Regions from separate parts of the Mus musculus genome. Here region 2 is linked to region 1. Evidence: chromatin loops called from intact Hi-C (ENCODE). Cell type or tissue: left cerebral cortex. All regions are shown on one strand. Links, peaks and the distances in the headings refer to the core of each region. The heading gives the core; the rest is flanking DNA.

Region 1 (5,000 bases), core at 1-5,000:
AATAATGTAAAAAGATAAGTAAGAGAGAAAGAAAGAAAGAAAGAAAGAAAGAAAGAAAGAAAGAAAGAAAGAAAGAAAGAAAGAAAGAAAGGCAAATTGGCCAGTTTCCTTCCACAAGCTTTAACCATTTGTTCCTATAGCCCAATGTCCTTGATTAAGGTGATTTGACTAAAGGCAAACAAATGTGGCTGAGTACATTTCAAAGGACAACCTTGCCTTGTTATTTCAAATGCTCCCATAATTTGGGGGCTCGTTTCATCTTTGTTCCTGCTCTAGGAAGTACTTGGAAGTTATTTTAATTCAAGTTGGGGGTAAATTCTCATTCTTACCCATTACTCCCATTGAGATGACCTCAAGCGATTCTGAATACAAAGTCATCGCAGCGTGAACTGGGCAGCAGTAAGGCCTGTGATTTGTTCAGCAGTGACATCTTGGCAGAGAAACACAAAGCCAGACAATCTACTGAGGATGAAGGGCAAGGGAGTTCACTGGAGGAAGGAAAAATAATACTAATCCTTTATTCAGGAAGCAGAGAGTAAAAGGAGGTGCCTTTTTCTCTCTCTCTCCTAAAGTTAAGGAAGTGAGAAGTGCTTTCCTTATAGCCCTACCAGGTCAGACAGGCGGGGGGGGGGGGGGGGGGGGAAGGGGTCCTAGTGATAGATGCCTTGCCATAACTCAGTGACTGTGAAGTGTGCTTACAGGCACTTTTACTTGTCATCTTTATCTGGAGAAGACAAGGCTGTCTGGAAAAGCAGATGTCCCTTCTGGTCCTTTAGAATCCAACCTTCTGTCCCCAGAACCTGCCTTTTCACCCTTCAGAACTGTGTATGTGTGTGTGTGTTTGCACCATGGACTGAAACCTGCTTTGAGTTACATCAGAAGATTCTTGCAGGTTAATCTAATCCCTAGGGGTATATCTGCAAAGCAAAAACCCTGACTGTGCCTCTACTATAGGGTGCCTATAGTAGAGTCTAGGGCATTTCATTCTATGATGCAAACATTGACTTCACCCAGGAAAGGCCTTCTCGAACATACAGTCCAATTTCCCTTCACCCTTTAGTACTGAAAAATAAGAGAAAAATATCTGCCTTGGTAACAAGACAATCACAATCATCCTTTTAGAGGTTCTTTCTCCCTCGGATCTCACCCATGCTCCATCCCCGTTTTCAGTACAGAATCTGATCAGGTGACCACTGGTTTGAAAGAAGTGATGTTTGGAAGTGCCCTTGATTGAAAGCCGGCATTCTTGTTCCTGTGAACAGCCACACTTAGCAGTAGAGTTAGCAAGCAACCTCACCAGAATCATCTGTCTAGAATAAGATCGTCTAGTCCCTTGCTTGGATGCTGTAGCTGCAAATGAGCCCTTGGTTGTAAGTATTTGAGAAAGAATAAAGCTTGATACAGAGGCAAGCCATTTGAAGTGTGAAATTCTATGTTCATAAACACACTTTGTAGCAACATGTGCCAAAGCACTAACAAAGAACTTGGTTCTGGAAATGACTTTTTGATATCTACAAGGACCTTTTTCTCTTGTCACTTCATAGATGGGAAATTATTGGGAAAGGGGAAGCCAAACAACATCACCATGCTGTGCTTACGGCCATAGCAGACTTCCAGCAGCGAAATACATGGCCAAGATGGCACTGCCAGACAAAGCAAGAGACTTACGGCATAGCCATATTCTAGAATGATCAAGATAGGGAAACTAGAGATCCTTCCTAAGGCTGTGTGTCTTTAAAATTCTTAAGACATGTGTTTCCTTATTCATGTGTTTAGTGTATGTGCATATGAATGGTGTGTGAGTGTGGAGTGTGGGTGATGGGCTGGAGTAAGCTCTCTCCGTATACCACGTGGGACCTTTGGATGAAACTCAGGTTGCTAAACTTGGAGAAAACCACCTTTATATGGTGGGTCTTTTCACGGAGACACAGGGATTTGTATTGAACTTACACAGCAATGAAGAGTCCTTCTGTTAGTAGCTATGAACTAAACAAATAAACAAACAAAACCAGAATGTTTCTTTTATGGAGCCCGGAGAGATGGATCAGTGGTAAAGTGTGCTGCTGCTCTTGCACAGGACCCAAAGTCAGTTCCCAGCACCCATCTCAGGTGTATCACAACCACCTGTACCTCCAGCTACAGGGCAATCCTAGAGTATAATCTCTGGGGCAGCTACTCTCACACACACATATGCACTTGCACATAATCCACATAATTACAAGCTAGTAAGATTAAATCTTTGAAAAAAAAATATTGGAGTAATTAGTCATTAAATTAAACATGTATCCAGTTCCAAATCATGATCTTCATATTCAGCCTCTCTTGCCAGGGCAAAGCCTGGGATACAAGAAGTAGCACTGTGCCTTTATTTCCTGCAGCTAGAGAACGCATCTCTCATCCCAGCCTCTGTGCCTGGAGATAGAGTGGGTAACTGCTCCTCTAGCCCAGATTACCTTCTCATGGAGCAGCAAGGTTCATTATACCCCCTTTATCAGCAGTGAGGTTTACAGCTGAAACCATAAGAGATCCGTGTGAAACATGAGCCAAGAGAGAGGTACTGAGTCTCGCCAGTAATAAGCCCTCTTCAGGGATCCAGCATTAGTGAGATTCAGGGGATCATGGAGCACAGGGGGATCATTTTTACATGATTATTCTAAATTCTTAAACCAGAGGCTTAAGAGAGCGGCTTCCCACAAAGCAGCCGTGGGAATTGTTGAATGATCACTACAACACATGCAGTGGGTTTAGCCACTCCAGGTAGCTCCAAGTGCGGTTCCCCAGCAGGTACTCAGCTACGTGCTTTCCAGGGGAAAAGTGGAGGAGGGGGAGGAAGGGCTATCCTGAGGAAAGGTTTTCTCACTCTGTCAGCCTTGGGCACTCCTCATTAGCAGAGTTGGCAGCTCCTCCCTCTTCCTTCCTCCACTGTAAGATTTGCTTGGCTTCTCACCAGTCTGGTGTTTTTGCATTCTCTGCAGATTACCACTTGTCCATAAAAAGGACTGAACTTACTGTGTGTGTTCTCCTGGACAGACTGTGGAGGAGGGCTTAGAACGACCTGCCAAATACAGGCTTCAGTTCTCAGCACTCATCTTTCCATTTCCAGAAATAATGCTTAGCTTTAGAGGAAAAAATACTGATTCTATTTCCTGCCTTTCTTTGACCCAAACTTCCAAATCCTCTTGTATTCTATTCAGAAGAGAACTTTACCATTTATCCATGACTTCCTTATCCCAGACAGTCAAGGAGTCCAATGGTTCAGAGCAATGGCTATCAGCTTTTAGTTACAACAGGCCAACAGTAACAAAAGGACCTTTGGTTTGGGGAAACCAGATACATCCTTTTATCTATCTCACAATGTGCTAAAGACCTAGAAAATGGATCAAAGTCCATGTATACCTTCACTATCTAAACTCCAGTAAGTTTCTCATCTGATAAGCTGTCTTCAGGGATCTGGCATTATCACGATTCAGTGGATCATGTAGCTCAGGGGATCATTTCGTGAAGGGGTATGATTGAGGTTCATTGTGGAATTAGTAGTCATTTGCTTCTTCAAAAGTCTATGTCATCCCCTCCCATTGAGAGACTGAGAAGTAGAATCTGGCTGCATTCATGTCTTCTCCAACAATAAGGACTCTTGGCACAGCCTGGGCTAAACTACACTACAGGCTAAATGATATGATGGGGATGCAATTTGGACATTTTCAAATACTTCTGTTCTCACATTTATTTGAAAAAAAATTTCAAAGTGTTTGGATCATATTATATATAAATATTTAAACTGCCATGTACTGAATCATCTTCCTTCCACACCCACAGTTTGAAGTAATAACTGCAAATATAGTCATATTGAAGGAGATAAAATAAAATGAGGTCAGAGAGCAGGGTCTGGCGTTCTTTCACAAAGGCATGGAGATACTAGAGTTCTCTTTCTCTGTACATTACCAAGCAAAGATAAAGAAGAGTGCTTCACTGACGACCATCTCAGCTTCTCGAACATGGACATCCATTCTCCAGAGGTGTGGGACATTACATTTGTTCCCAGTATCTCTTCAATCATTCTGGTAGCTTGATAAAGGCAAACACCTAAGAGTTCTGTTAGATACGTGTCAAAACAGTGCCAGCGCCAGGAGTCAAATGTGCATGTGTGACCTTGGCTGATGTTAGGAGTTGAATTCCAGTGTGTGCATGTGGTTCTGTGTGTGCTGATGTCTCATGTGCATGTGAGTCTTCCTGTGCTGTTGTCATGCTACAGTTTGGGGTATGGGGAATATTGGAGTATGTTCCAATTTTGAGAAATAAACAAAGACTTGATGTTCAATATTGTGTACCCCTCTGCTTGTTGATCTATCCAAGGTAAGAATGCCCATGGCATTTAATGGGAAGAGAAGGGAAACCTGTTTATAAAAAAGTCAAAAAGCTCAAAATAAACCACAAGAGGAAGTCTGTGGATATATCCACATGAAGAGATGGTATGCTTTTTTTGTCTCACAAATCCTGCATATGTGTATAACATGAGAGCGATTCAGACCTGTTCTCTCATAAAAATTAAGAGCAATGTTTACTTTTAAGAACAGATTGGTGGTATGGAAAATAAAGCTAACATTCTACATAAGACAATTCACATGAATCTGAGATTTAGGTGTAAGAACAAACTATAAAACACTATAAGAAAACTTTAGTACCTATTCATATGGTTTTGAAGTAGGTAAAATATTTTCAATGTGAAATTGAAATTTTTTAAATTATTTTTTTATGTGTGTTTATTTTCTTTTGCTATTTTGTATCTTCTTAAAAGTTAGTGATACAAGCTCTGAGCCACCTTGGGCACAAACTTGACAGGCTGTCCCATGGTCCCCAGAGGACTCTCCACACTCCAGGCACCCTAGCACACCCAGGATCTTAGAATCATGGGTGAGTGGGATGCAATATCTGTTCCAAAACAATCATGAGGGGCCTGTGCCAGCAGGAGCAGGGACACAGAAAATCTGCCCGACCAGCGA
Region 2 (8,686 bases), core at 2,289-7,288, 1.7 Mb before region 1:
CTCCTTCAACTCCTTAGGTACTTTCTCTAGATCCTTCATTGGGGATCTTGTGCTCTGTCCAATGGATGACTGGGAGCATCCACTTGTGTATTTTTCAGACACTGGCAGAGCCCATCAGGAGACGGCTATATCAATCAGGCTCCTGTCAGCAGGCTCTGGTTTTCTTAAACGGTAAAAGGAAAGGTAAGATTCACTGATAGTAAATGGTCAGTTTTGTGGACTGGTGTGTGAGATCTGAAGCTTGGAAGGGAAGGTGTGTTGGGGATTTAAGAAAGGCAGAGAAAAGGTGAGGCACACAGGCTCTTTAAAGGAAGTAAAAAAAAAAAGCCATATTTCAAATGGTTTTTAATTTTTCACTTGGGTTTGTGCTAAGCTTCTTGAAGGAGTTTGAAGCCCAGTATATAAAAAGCTGACTATTTATATATTTGATTCCTTAAAAGCAATTAGGAATACAAAGCAGATGGTCCAGCATTGTAGATTTCCCTTTTCATATTGCTTAAACACTAGAGATCAATAAGTCTAATATAAACAGATGATTTCCATAGCAGGGTTTATAATTAGCTGGCACTGAATGTGTCCAAACTCTAAAATAATTAGCAGAAGCATGTGGCACACCATTAAAACCTTGTGGCTTGTCTGCATTTACATTTATAATTATTAAAGTTAATTATGATGCTTGCAGTGTGGTTCCAAGCTCCTTTACAACTTAGATTAAATATTTTTTTAATCCCATACTTCCTTTCTAACCTTCCTTGAGCCTCTGGAAAACAGTCAAGTGAGATCAAATTACAGATATGAAGCTACAGTTGCTTTGTTTTTTTTTTCTTTGATTTTATTTTTTATTTGTTTATTTGTTTTCTCCAAAGAATAAAATCTGGCTTGAAAGATAGGCTCATCTTAAATAGCTGGCAGCTTCCTAGGCTGATTAAAAAAAAATTAGATCTTAGATTTTAATATATTCTTAAAGACAGGATCTGAAGGGTAACAATGCTGATGAATTTTTGGAGTGAAAGCTGTCATTCTGAGTGTTAAATGAATGGCGAATTAATGCCAATGTAGTTATCTCAATTTATTACAGTAATAAGAGAATTTTAAATACCACACTTACATAATGTTTTTGATCCAAGGTCTAAAAATATTCTGTTATTTTAGAGTATAGTTAGCATTTCATAGCAATTTTTTTTATTTTTAAAGTTAATATCACAAAAATGGCAAACATTTAGTGAAGTCTTTCATATACTGAGAGCCCCAGATCCAACAAGCAGCATATGTAGACCCTGCCTTCTTGGGCAGAATAATAAGAGTTTTGATACTGCCAACAGTCATGTTATCCACAAAAGCACATTTCTTTAAAATCTGCATCAAGAAATATGATGACATACTTTTGTAGGGCAGGTAGTCATGTCATCTATTGCCACCACAACACCTGGCCAATGTTCTCAGCATAAGTCTTATTAAATCTGAAAGTCTTTCATTTCTTGTTGGAAATATTATATGATTTGTACAGTATGCCCTATCTAATATACTAGGTCAATTGTAAAGATATAACCTCTATCATACTTATAAGTCAGTAAAGCAGAAAATGAATCTTGAACATCTATTTTCTGCATTGAGTGTAGATGCGTGTTGATATGTTTGTCTGTACTCTATAAACAACAAATATGATTCATTGCTAAATCATCCATTGATTCACCATGATGGAAGTTATTTGTTGGTCTTTGATTCTTTGGGATTGTCTCATTACTAGACTTTTACATAAATTCTACTTAGAGTACCCTACAAAAATTTAATTGGCTACTTTGCTTTTTAGACATTTTAATCATATTTTGCATGGTTTTAAATAAAAAACTCTTACCCATATAAAAATTAGAAAGCAATTTCTATAGAATATCTGGCTTTAGCCTAACATTTTTTTTTTATAATAGCAGAGAATTTTTAAAGAGAAATCACTACAATTTACCAAGTGGGAAAACTTTTTGTTACAGAACTCCCAATGAAATACACGAAGACATATGTGCATTGAAAAAAGAAAATGTATCAATGGAGTGATTTCAAAGTTCCTTATTACTTTAATAAAACTATTAAATGATCATGTACAGTGAAACCTATGGCCAATAGCAGCCAAGAGAGAAAAAAGAAGACAAGGAGGAGGAACGTGGAATGAGATGGATCAAGATGAGGAAGCACTCCTTGTTCAGAAAGATAATGCACAAAGGAGGAGGGAACATAGTGTCGTGGAGGAGATTAAGCCTATGGAACCACTCTTTAGCAAGTATGCTGCTGTTAGCAAATGCCATGACAGCTCCTCCTGCCCTGGTACTCCTTCCAGAGAAAACCGCATTCCTACAATGTCCTTTGTGTCCTTCACAGAAGACAATGAATCGAGGTGCTGCAGTTTACACTACTGCAGGTCATGTTATACTCATATGTGTGTGTTGGCTTCTGAGCAGAACACCTCTGCACACCTGTGCTGATTCTCAGAACTTACCTAAATCCACTTCTGCCAGCTGTTCACCCTGCATTATTTTACCCAACTAAACCTTAAGTTCACATAATAACTGAGATAAGCCAGAGAGGAAAACAAGAGCAATCTAACAAGCAGAAGTTCTTATTAAGATCAGGGAAATATTTTATAAAGAGCATTGCAGTGTTAATATTTTATATTTCTTGCAATGATACACATCATTATTCGTGTTACTATATAAACATAAATTATAACATTTTTAATCGATATTGCCAGTAAGTTACATTCTGACGGTGTCTAATGTGTTTAAATCAGCTTATAGGTGCTGAAACCATGAAGATTAACTCCAAGCAATGACAAGCCTGATATGGAAAATGCAAAATGCCAGGCACAATATGAAGGAGTACTGTGCACTGTGAAGTACACAATGCTAATTAGTCTTAAGAGCTATTCAGTGAGGAAGCCCTCACTGGAATAATGGGGCTTTACATATGCTTTTATAGAGGAACAGGACACTGGGCTGCAGAGATAGTGCAGGTGATAAAGGAGGGACCCAAGCTCTATCTCTAGAATCCACGTTCAAGGCTGGCCTGGTCTATAGAGTGAGTTTCAGGACAGCCAGGGCTACACAGAGAAACCCTGTCTCAATAAAAACAAAACAAACAAACAAACAAAAAGTTATGATGGCAGGTGCTTGGGAGGCAGAGACGGGTAGATATCTGGGGTCACTGGCCACCCTGCCAAGTCTTATACGTAAACAAGAGGGACCACACAAGAGCAATGGTGGATGTGGCAGGCTAACCTCTAGCCTCCATATGAGTGCACACACGCACATGGATCCACATGAGCAAACACAAAAACACAATAAGTCAGCCTACAACAAAGGCACAAACATAAAGTGTACTCCGATAAGACAACTCCTTGTTTAGGAAAAAGTCCTAGCTGTCATCTTGAACGGGGTCTCTTTTAAGATCTATTTCAATCACAAGACAATATCAAACTTAAAAAATGTTTTTTAGACAGAGCTTATTTGAGTTTTTGTCTTCACATTATCAACACAACCATCCCTCCAAATCAACAAAACTTTCAACTTCATTTTATCTATGTCAAAGTCTGCTTGGCTCATAGAAGGAAAAAATGTAAGTATCTTCCCCACAGCCCAAGCGTCTTCATTTGTCACACTTCTAATTTTAAAACACCCATGCTCTTCTTTCAGAAAACCCACATTCTTCTTGCAGATTCTTTCAGTCTCCTCCATGTCCATCACTCCGCCTTCTGGCCCACATTCCCGTTTCCCCTGGCTCAGGCTAGACCAAGAGATGACTGAAATTTGACAAGGTGGTATGAGCCTGCCAGCCCTATTCTGTTAGCAAATTTATTTTCTTCTCTTAGACGGATGATAAAAATGTCACGGTGTGATGCTTTAGCAGGCCCAGGAGCTCCCACCTACAGCTGTGGGGCTTGTATGTGACCTGAAGCCAAGAACAGCAGAAGGAACGCAGACAGCAGCCCCACCATGTCTGCCTCTCCCGCACTGCTCATTCTCCTGCTAAATGATGCAATGGGACCCCTCAGGGATTCGGAGTCTGATCATGTTTTTCTTGCTATTTTTTTTTTTTACTTCCATCTTGCCTTTACTAAAGCAGCCCAAACTGCTGAATTTTTCATGAAACAGATAATATCATTGTACACAAGATAATGGCATTCAAATACATCCATCTGCTTGTTAGCTCCAACTACATTGATTGCAAAGCGACTGAAAGAATATTTACCAAAAAATGATTTTTCTCTGCTTTTGTAGTATTAAAAATGCACATTTTCAAAAGGGAGCTATAGAGGGACCCATACACATACATTAGCCAAGAGGGAAAAATGAGCTGAGAAATTAAACAGCAGTCCCTGGGGCTAGTCCAAGAACAACAGTTTACTTTTTCTCGAAGAGAGATTAGAAATCCAGATGAGTTTTATGACTCAATGATTTTGTTCTTTCATCAACTGGAGAAAGGAAGGTAGAAAACAGACTTTCGCTGTTATGATAAACAGTGACCAGGCAGCTCCCTGCAGGTTGAAAAATATACAGAATGCTATCCCTTGCTATATCTAGGATGGCAGCAACTACATGGACCAGGATAGGAAAGACTCCTTCAGCCAAGTTTATCTTAGTCTCCATACATGTGATAGAAGTGCAACTTTTTAACACACCTGTATTAAAGAATCTGGCTTCTGAGTCTAGGCTGGGGATCCACAAATCTGGTTCTTGAAGGTAGGGCTTCTTTTTCTTTGTGTCATAAGATATCAAGTGCTCTATCTCTATCTCTATCTCTATCTCTATCTCTATCTCTATCTCTATCTCTATCTCTATCTCTATCTCTATCTCTATCTATGTCATCTATATCTATGTCATCTATATCTATATCTATATGTGTCTCTATCTATATCTATATCTATATCTATATTACCAAATATGTTGTATGCTTATACACAAGTGGCATGGCATGTGTGTGGAAGTCAGGGGAACTTACAAAAGTCAGGAACCTCTTTCTGCCATGTAGAACCTAGGGATTGAACTCATTTTATCAGGTTTGGCAGCAAGCCCCTTTACCCACTGAGCCATCTAGCCTGCCTAATTTTAAACACTATCTACTCTAGCCTCTTGTTCAATAATGATATATTTACTTATTTACTGTGCTGTTCTAATTGCCATACTTGCTTTCAGAAGTCAAATGGAAAATTAATTCAGCACGTTGGTGTATGTCCAACCATTATGTCAGAAGGCACTGTTTCCTCTGTACTCTTTCTTTGTCCTGTTCAACAACAGTCAAGTCATATTAACTGGTTTGTATTCTTATTTGAATAATTGCTAAGACATTTTCTAACTGGCATGAGATTTTTAATTGAATGTTCAATTAATTCAATTACCCCCGGCTTCCCTAAATTCTAGACAATTACCTCAGCATCCTTAAATTCTAGGCAAGTATTTTTATCCAGTATCTACATGAAACAAGGTTATTCCAGTCCATATTGTCATAAAATTTCTAGATTAAAAAATGGCAAATCATTTGGTTTTAAAACTTTCTAACTAAAATTAACTGATGGTTTCCTCATGCTTTTGATACCACTTGTACCTGCATGTCTTTTAGAAGGGCATCGGTGTAGTCTGTATCCCTTTTGTATTTTTAATACAATAATTGTACATATTGGTTATATTTGTGTTGAAGATGGTAGAAATGTACTATGTTTATGCGTCTACATCCAGTTTGTGCAAGCAGGAGAAAAAAATAAATATAACATAAAGCCTTGTATAAACTTTTTTTTAAAAAGAAAACTTTCTAACTAAAAGATCTCTATTATTCCTTAGTACTTAACAAGTTTGTAGAAGAATCGGGAAACTTTTTAACTCTACTAACGACTACTAGTAGTTACTCTATTACAGGGATGTACTTGTAGTGAAAAACTGAAGTATTGCTGTAATACATCTGGCCAGTTCTGGGCATATCTTCTGAATGAAACACAAATTAGGTGAGAGTGGGAAGGGGTCAGGATGGGTCTTGAAATTACATTGTGTGCTGTGTTGTTTTCATAACAACAAATCCAGAACCACAGAATCTGGGGTGATTTCCTCTTTGTGCTGGGCCACTTCTAGGACAAGGTGTGAATCTGATTAAATGACTGAACGTTAAAGGCAGGCTCATGGGTGGCTGTCAACACATTACTGAAGCTCAGAATCTGTCTCCTATGTTTGCAAAGAAGAATGAAACACCATTTGGAAACTACTTATTGGACTAAAGTCTGCCTCACATCTGCAAACAGGAAATTTAAAGACAATAGAGATACATATGTAGCTAAAGACAAGAGCTCCCGGGTACTGGTTAGTTCATATTGTTGTTCTACCTATAGGGTTGCAGTTCCCTTTAGCTCCTTGGGTAATTTCTCTAGCTCCTCCATTAGGGGCCGTGTGACCCATCCAATAGCTGACTGTGATCATCCACTTCTGTGTTTGCTAGGCCCCGGCATAGTCTCACAAGAGAGAGCTATATCTGGGTCCTTTCATCAAAATCTTGCTAGTGTATGCAGGGCCAAAAAGGGGCAGTGGGTGGGTAGGGGATTGGGGGTGGGTGGGTATGGGGGACCTTTGGGATAGCATTGAAAATGTAAACGGGGAAAATACCTAATTTAAAAAAAAAGAAAAAAAAAGACAATAGAGATAGCTTAGCAGGTCATCAGCCTGAGGACAGACCTTGAATAAGCTCTACATGGTAGAAATACAGAATTGAATCCAGCAACTTGTCCTCTGGTCATATACATGCCATAGCACAGGAGTACATGCTCCCATCCTAATAAATAAATTAATTAAAATAAATACAATTTTAAATGAAAATAATAAAAAGCTATAAGGCATGTAGCTTTCCAAAAATACTACATAGTTTTTCCCTGCATTAATGAGAACTTAATAAGCCAACTAAGAGGAAGAAAGGTCCTGATTATCCCAAGACTTCCTATTAAATGCCCATCTCTAAGGTTGGACTGAGTTCAAATAACTAACATTTCACAAATAAACTATCAAAATCTCTCACATGAAAAAGTCACTGCAACTGCAACAAAATGATCTTCCTTGTTTCAGGTTTTGCTGAGAAATGCGACAGTGGTTACATGGCTATAGCTTATTTAAACATCCTTGCAAATGGCTGTATCACTAAACACTCCATGGTCAGAACAGAAAGACGGCTGTATAGTGGAGTGCAAAAGAGAATGATTTTCATATAATACTAAAGTTTATTGTAGAACATCAATAATAGGAATAGCAGCAAACATAAATCAAAAGGTTTCCTTTGTCTTTACAATATAGAAATCATTATACAATATTTTTTTTATTTACCCATGCACCAAATATTATGCCTTTTTGACCGGGTTGTGAATTTAAGTGTTACATTTACAACACATATTAACAATTGCTCACAATTAATTCTTCAGTTCCTTCCTACTGAGGCAGGATAGCAATTCACTATGTCCTGTAAATTGAGGATCACTGTCCATGTTATCCTACTTGCCCCCTCTCTCTATCTGTGCCAATTACAGTGGCTTTGGCTAAGATCTATAACTGTTTTACATGAGTAGATGTAGCACCAAAGCTACATTTTTTTAGACATGTAGAATGACTGTTTATAAATCCTACAATTTCTCCTAATGCCAAACCCAATCCCATAGGCAACTACTTCGACCATATTATCTTAGGATATGAATCAATAAAGCACATATCAGAATGTGTGATTCTGTCCTTCCACAATATTTCAGAAGAATAAGAAGGCAATTAAAGTAGGATTCAGGAATAAGAAACAGTAAATGACAAATAAAAGATCCATGACAGGGACTGCAGATATCACGTATACCAACTCTATTCTTGCAAACGATAAGAAGCACAGGAGCCACAGTGAGAATGCTTTCTGTAGCAAGATGCGATATACACACAGAGAACTTTAGTTCTAACTTAAAGAATATTTTCTCTTCACCACGTGACTCTGAATTTTTCACTGAATTTCCAAAAGCCTATAACATTAAAAAGTGCAGACAGTATGGTCATTTGATCAATAATAAACAGCTGTTGATACAAGCTGGTTAACACTTTTGTGAAGAACTGAATTGATAAATGCTTTTCTTTGTGCATCATATGCTCTCTGAAGGTTACCAATTCTCTCTCTGAAATGTGAAAGCTGGCATATGTATAAAAATGTACCATATGAGTAAACATAACACTACTAAAATGAAATTTTAGAAGTTTTAGAAACGGGAGGCAAACAGGATTAGTTCTACATTGGTGGTTCTCAACCTGTGGGTCATGACCCCTTTGGAAGTTAAATGAGCCTTTCACAGAGATTGCCTAAGACCATGAGAAAACACAGATATTTACATCTTGATATATAATAGTAGCAAAAAATACAGAGTAGTAAGGAAAATAATTTTATGGTTGGGGTCACCACGCTAAGAACTGCATTAGAGTATTATTAGTAGTATTATTAGTATTATTAGTAGTATTAGGATGGTGGAGAACTACTGATCTAAACCATACTGAGGTAGCTCCAGTTTTATAAATACACTAAATAAAAAATAAACCCTGTATTCAAATTTTACCCAGTCTCATTTTTGATGTCATGAAAATACTTCACTTCAATCCCAGTCATTCTGTTGTATTATATGATTATTTTTCCCCTAGAAACTACGGCAAAA

What was found. Peaks named below come from ENCODE experiments on the same cell type or tissue, not always from the same donor. Only the 100,000 strongest peaks of a DNase experiment are listed, where the experiment ranks them.
Region 2: it touches region 1 in a loop (3-fold over the local background); 3 of 42 quality-filtered maps call a loop at or near these places.

The regions. Positions count from the first base shown.
Region 1 is chr11:25,308,890-25,313,889 of GRCm38, reverse strand. All of the region lies in intron 1 of Gm12069 (predicted gene 12069), which reads right to left. Among named protein-coding and RNA genes, the nearest start is that of Gm12069, 10 kb to the right of the region's middle. In left cerebral cortex, for the core only: no CTCF peak of the experiment used is centred there; a DNase peak (open chromatin) is centred at 2,950.
Region 2 is chr11:26,967,973-26,976,658 of GRCm38, reverse strand. No RefSeq gene overlaps it. Among named protein-coding and RNA genes, the nearest start is that of Gm25387, 350 kb to the left of the region's middle. In left cerebral cortex, for the core only: no CTCF peak of the experiment used is centred there; DNase peaks (open chromatin) are centred at 3,758 and 4,342; H3K27ac peaks cover 1,674 bases.